Regions from separate parts of the Homo sapiens genome. Here region 2 is linked to region 1. Evidence: read pairs that join two places in POLR2A ChIA-PET (ENCODE). Cell type or tissue: Panc1. All regions are shown on one strand. Links, peaks and the distances in the headings refer to the core of each region. The heading gives the core; the rest is flanking DNA.

Evidence for each region. ChIA-PET counts read pairs that join two places held together with the same protein. Peaks named below come from ENCODE experiments on the same cell type or tissue, not always from the same donor. Only the 100,000 strongest peaks of a DNase experiment are listed, where the experiment ranks them.
Region 2: POLR2A ChIA-PET joins it to region 1 with 8 read pairs; 2 of 35 experiments call an interaction of 5 or more read pairs at or near these places.

Annotation. Positions count from the first base shown.
Region 1 is chr11:120,567,597-120,570,516 of GRCh38, reverse strand. All of the region lies in intron 1 of GRIK4 (glutamate ionotropic receptor kainate type subunit 4), which reads right to left. Among named protein-coding and RNA genes, the nearest start is that of GRIK4, 57 kb to the right of the region's middle. In Panc1, for the core only: no CTCF peak of the experiment used is centred there; no DNase peak of the experiment used is centred there.
Region 2 is chr11:120,409,747-120,412,666 of GRCh38, reverse strand. The region is part of intron 4 of ARHGEF12 (Rho guanine nucleotide exchange factor 12); the gene reads right to left. Among named protein-coding and RNA genes, the nearest start is that of ARHGEF12, 75 kb to the right of the region's middle. In Panc1, for the core only: no CTCF peak of the experiment used is centred there; no DNase peak of the experiment used is centred there; H3K27ac peaks cover 1,211 bases.

The DNA.
Region 1 (2,920 bases), core at 250-2,749:
ATGCCACTGCACTCCAGCCTGGGTGACAGAGTGAGCCACCCTCTTAAAAAGCAAAAGCAGAAAGTCAACTGATAATGTATGCAATCGATACATTAAAATATAGCAATGCACACATATTTAGAACTATAGAGATGTGGAAATCTCAGAAAAAAGCAGCTAAACAGTTGAAAGCCATTATTTCAAAAAAGGGAGGTTGAGGGACAGGAAGGGTGGGACAGAGAAATACTGAATATTGTTATAAGCCTTTTAAAATATGATTTGACTTATAAACTATGAGTAATTATCACAATAGCTTTTTAAAATCCCCAACCCCTGATCCTCTGTGGTTGGCAGTAGAGCGAGGTTCCCCACGAGACAAGCTGCAGCCTTTTCGACCTTGATCCCTGTCGCCTAAGCTTCATCTCGCCCTGGCGGTCTCTCACTCTTTATTGTTGCCACCAACAGGAGGGGCTCCCGGAGCAGCCAACACCATTTTCATGTAACTCTGCTATGGAGAGTTCTATGTAACTCCTTTGCTATGGAAATGGGTCCTGGCCTTAATCCCAAAAAGCACAACTAATGAGACTAGAATGATTAAATAAGACTTTCTAACAGCCTGGAAATACAAATGGGAAAGGAACAAGAGGCATACACATCTAGCAGATGTGGTCTTTGGGAGTATGGGAGATTAGACCCTCCCTCAGGTTCCCAGTTTACCCTACCTAGCTCCCCACCCACCACATAGGGGCTACCACTGTTCCCTACACCCAGCCTCCTCCAAGTCTGTATTTGCAAGAGCAGAGTCCAGAATTTCTCCTCTGCCACTGTGGAGTCCCTCTTGCCACTCCTGTTCCCTGGCTAATGACCCTACCCTTCTCCCCAAAGTCACTCTACGCATCACTACTCTTTAGGGAAGCTACTCTTCCCTCTCTCAAATTATAATTCAACAACAACAAAAAAATCCCTGACATTCACAAGGGAATACCCATATATAGAAATGGGGGCATGAGAGAAGGGGAGCTTCTTAATTTTGGACAAAGCAGTAAACATCTTGAAGCCTTAGTTTTCTGACCTGTAAAATGGGGATGATAGTATCTGTTCCAGTCCAAGAGTGGTTATCAGGATCAAGTCAGATAATGGATGGAAGGCAGCTTTATAAACTAGAAAGTCCCTTATGAATGTGAATTATTAGTATTATCATCATTGGTCATAGTAATTTTCTAAATTAGCAGACCATAAAGAGATCCTTGAGTGGTGGGGACCAATGCACCCAAGTTCAAAGCCTCCATTGCAAGTAGCCCTTTCCCATATTAACCATGGGGCGGGGCGTGCCTGGTAGGTCTATTATCCAGCTTGTAGCACTGCCAGTTGCCCCGCCTGGAGCTGCAGATGCCCCGGGCATAGACCTTGGTGCCTCAAGCAAATGGCTCTAAGCACCTGTGCCACTTCCCCTTCATAAAATCAAATCGCTCACTAATGCTCCTCAGCTCCTTTCATCCAAATGGCAACAGCCGTTGTTCTTATTGGATTGTAGATGAATCACTTGAAAAATATTTTGGGGCACATTAGAGAGGCTTAACATAAAAGTACCTGAAAAATGGTTCTGTTTTGTTTTCCACTTTGCAAACCCAAACTGGAGCCTGGGGTTGTATTACATATTTTTGTCTTCTTTTTTTAACAGAAGGGCTTTGCTCATTTCCTCTCCATGCTGGGAAAAGGGACACGTTAATTACTGCTGGGTGGGGAGCAAACCTCTCTGAGGGTCTAACTCCATCTTTGGCAAGAAGGATTGCACAAGAGGAGAGGTGAGACTTAAATGTCAGCCTTCACATCTCCAAAGAGTAACTGGAGGCCTGGCATGGTGACTTACACCTGTAATCCCAGCACTTTGGGGGGCCGAGGTAGGTGGATCACTTGAGGCCAGGAGTTCAAGACCAGCCTGGCTGACATGGTGAAACCCTGTCTCTACTAAAAATACAAAAATTAGCCAGGCATGGTGGTGTGCACTTATGGTCCCAGCTACCTGGGAGGCTGAAGCAGGGGAATCACTTGGACCTGGGAGGCAGAGGCTGCAGTGGGCCAAGATTATGCCACTGCACTCCAGCCTGGGCAACAGAGCAAGACTCTGTCTCAAAAAAAAAAAGAAAAGAAAAGAAAAGAATGCCTGGAAAGAAGGTGGTGTACATCTCCATCTCCACTGAGGACAGAACAGAAGAAAATGGAAGCAGTAAGAACTCAACTCAGGCAGGATACCAGGAGAAACTGTCTTATTATAAGGCAACATTTGACTGCATCCCCTTAAGAGGTTGTGAGTCTTTGCTGGAGAGTTGTTTGTTTTGTTTGTTTGTTTGTTTGTTTTTGAGGCAAGGACTTGTTCTGTCACCCAGGCTGGAGTACAGTGGTGCAATAATAGCTTACAGCATCCTTAAACTCCAGGGCTCAAGCAATCCTCCCGCCTCAACCTCCCAAGTAGCTGGGATTTTAGGCAGGCACCACCATGCCCAGCTAATTATTTTATTTTTTGTAGAGGCAGGGTCTTCCTGTTTCCCAGGCAGGTCTTGAACTCTTAGACTCAAGTGATCCTCCTGCCTCGGCCTCCCAAAGTGTTGGGATTATAGGCATGAGCCACCATGCCTGGCCTACTGTAGATTTTATGCTAGACAACTATCTTTATGGGATGTTTTTGGTCTGTACCTGCCTTGGAGAAGGGGAATAGAACATAAGACTTTTAAAAAGCCCAACACTGTCACATAAGACATACCTCCTGTTGACATCCCATACCCACTCACTACCTAGGGCCAGCCACAAGTGTCTGAGAAGGGAATGTGGGCTTCCCAGTGTAGCCAGGGATGTCTCTTTCATGGATATCATCACTCTCTTCCCCTGCTCAGCAAGTGCTGGCCACTCTCTGTGGTCTCCCTCTGGAGTCCCAGCACACAAG
Region 2 (2,920 bases), core at 352-2,851, 160 kb after region 1:
GATTGGGGACAGAAACTTGGGTCATGCCTACATGTATAAAACAGGAGGGAAAAAACAATCAAATAAAGAGAGACAAAATAATTACAAAGAATAAAGAACCAGGTTGATGTAATATCATAGAAACTAAAGAAAGGGCATTGGCAAACACGGAGGAAAGGCCATGTGAGACAAACAGCAAGAAGGCAGCCATCTGCAAGCCAGCAAGGGAATCTTCTGACCTGATCACACTGACATCCTGATCTTGATCTTCTAACCTCCAGAACTGTGAGAAAATAAGTTTCTATTGCTTAAACCAAGCAGTCTATGGTATTTTGTTACAGTGGCCTGAACACACTAAGACAGCTTTAAAAAGACATAACTTATTTTCTTGAACCAAATACTGTTAGCAGGAATCTGTTCAGACACCATGACAGCGGTTAAGCAGCAGCTATGGTCTAACTCAGAATTCCCTTGCTGAATCTCTCATTTCCTACAGTAACCCACAAAAGTATTAATAAAATTAAGTATTATTAAAATTGTAGATCAGAAAACGCATCCATACACGTTTAATAGACTCTAACAGGTAGAAAGGGACAAATAAGGGGAAATGGAATAAATAACCAACTGACCGCACTGGGCAGAAATGTAACAAAAAAAGTCAATACAAAGCAAACACTTGGTTTCCTTTTAAGATGCACAAAGTAAATCTAGTTCACAAAGTAGCTCTAAAAATGGCTAAGAAGCCAGGTGCGGTGGCTTATGCCTTTAATCCCAGCATTTTGGGAGGACTGCTTGAGCTCAGGAGACAGAGATCAGCCTGGGCAACATGGCGAGACTTTGTCTCTACTATTTCTTTCTTTTTTTTTTTTCCCCTGGCAAATCATTCCTTCAACAACCTCATCTCTATTAAAAAAACAAACAAACAAACAAAACAGCTGGGTGCAGTGGTGTGCACCTGTAGTCCCAGCTACTTTGGAGTCTTAGGTAGGAGGATCACTTGAGCCCAGGAGGTTGAGGCTGCAGTGAGTCATGATCCCGCCATTATACTCCATCCTGGGCCACACAGCGAGATCTTGTCTCAAAAAAAAAAAAAAAAAAAAAAAAAAGCCAAGAAAGTTTAAAATAAATAATATGTGAGTAACTAGCATTTTTGTTAAGTACTCAGCTAATGAATTTTACCCCGAGAAAGCAATGTATAATCTCTAAAGTTTGAAGTGGGCTTATAATAAGACCCTACACTAAAGCAGAATGTCACCAGTTGCTATGATTCTACTCAGTAGTTTCAAGCTTTTCTGAATCCCCAGAGAGACTTTTTCATCTATGCTAACTGTACGTAATCTAAAGACGTCTATTCACACAGGTGATAAAATATTTGTAATGTCAAAGAGATTTACGTTAGCATGCTAATTCTGTTCTAATCAACTCATCCCTCCGATGAGTGCTTTTTGAGGACTTGTGGACTCAGTTCCTTCCAAAAAAGGTATTTCAAGGGTTCTCAAAAAACAAACACACAGAGAAGCCACACCTTACTTCCCAATTACCACTTAAAATGTTTCTATCACTACCAAGCCAATGGCATGCCTGAACTAGTATTAATGTTTCTATCACTGCTAAGAAAAATATTAGTATAGTATTTCTAGTCAGAGGTTCCTAAATTGTTAGTCTTCATCCAAAGCATACAACAAGCTTCTAAATACACATCGCAGATCTAGGAAAATGGAGAGGAAGACGAAATAGAACACTGCAAAGGCTACCGAAAAAGAATAGAGCTATAAAGATAATGTTCATGTTCCTAAGGAGAGGATAAACTATAGAAAGCTCTTTATATAGAACAGAAATATAGTCTCCAGGAATTAGGTAGTTCTTACTTATCAGTAGCCAAAATACTCTGGAAGGAAGAAAAAGCGTAAACTTGATGTGTCACAAGGCACAGTATACATTTACTGCTGAACTACTGTAAAAGGTATACACAGAAAAAGCACTGGTCACAAAAACCCAAGTAAAGAACTATGTGTATATATCTAACATAGAAGAATTAACTGGTTTAGAACCAAACACTGAGCTTTCATAATACTAAAAAGTATCTGATATGGGCTCAAGTGCCAGCAGATGTGAATTATCAAATGTCTTAAAAAGGGGAGGGCAATTCCTGTATTTTTTCCTCTCCTATATATCAAGCTAGGAAACATCTATCTGCACCTGGGGGAGCTTCTGCTCTATAGATTTGTGGCTCTATTAAAGATGACCTGATTTCCCTTCGAGGCCAAATTTGGAATCTTCCTAAAAAAAGAAATAATTTATCAGTCTTTCAGAAATTATTTTTAAAATCTTAGCTCCAGGTAATTCCTCTCTTATTCACTTTTCTCAAAAAACAAAAAACCAAAAAAAAAAAAACCCCAAAACAAAACCCTAATCAGACTCCAAAAGAAGGAAAGAGGGCAAATAAAACTGCAAAGGAAAAGGAAAAATAGGTATGAACTTCACAAACATGGTTATTGTATCTTTGGAAGACAGGACACAGTCTAGAAATATTAGCATTTCAATCATCTGCTGCAAAAGTTGACCACTCAGGTTAAACTTGCTCTTTGTTAAGATTATTTAAAAGGTACCATTCTGAAATTTTCCCATTCCGATTAAGCTTCAGAGAAACTTCTCAAAGGCACAAATTCTTCAAGCTATGAAGATAAAATACTTACGTATTTTTGCCATCGTGGATAAATTATACAAGAATGACTTTTCCACATGACGAGGCAATTAAAAATAAACAAACAAAAAATGAAATAAAAATTCCAAAGAACTGCTAATACGTCTAAATTACACCAGTATTATACTTAGAGGAAAAGACTTAATTCCTCAAATTCTTCATAATCCAAACTCTGCAAATGAGATGTGGGAAGAAGATGACAAGAATTCAAAGCCCATTCATGTTATTTGGAGGAAC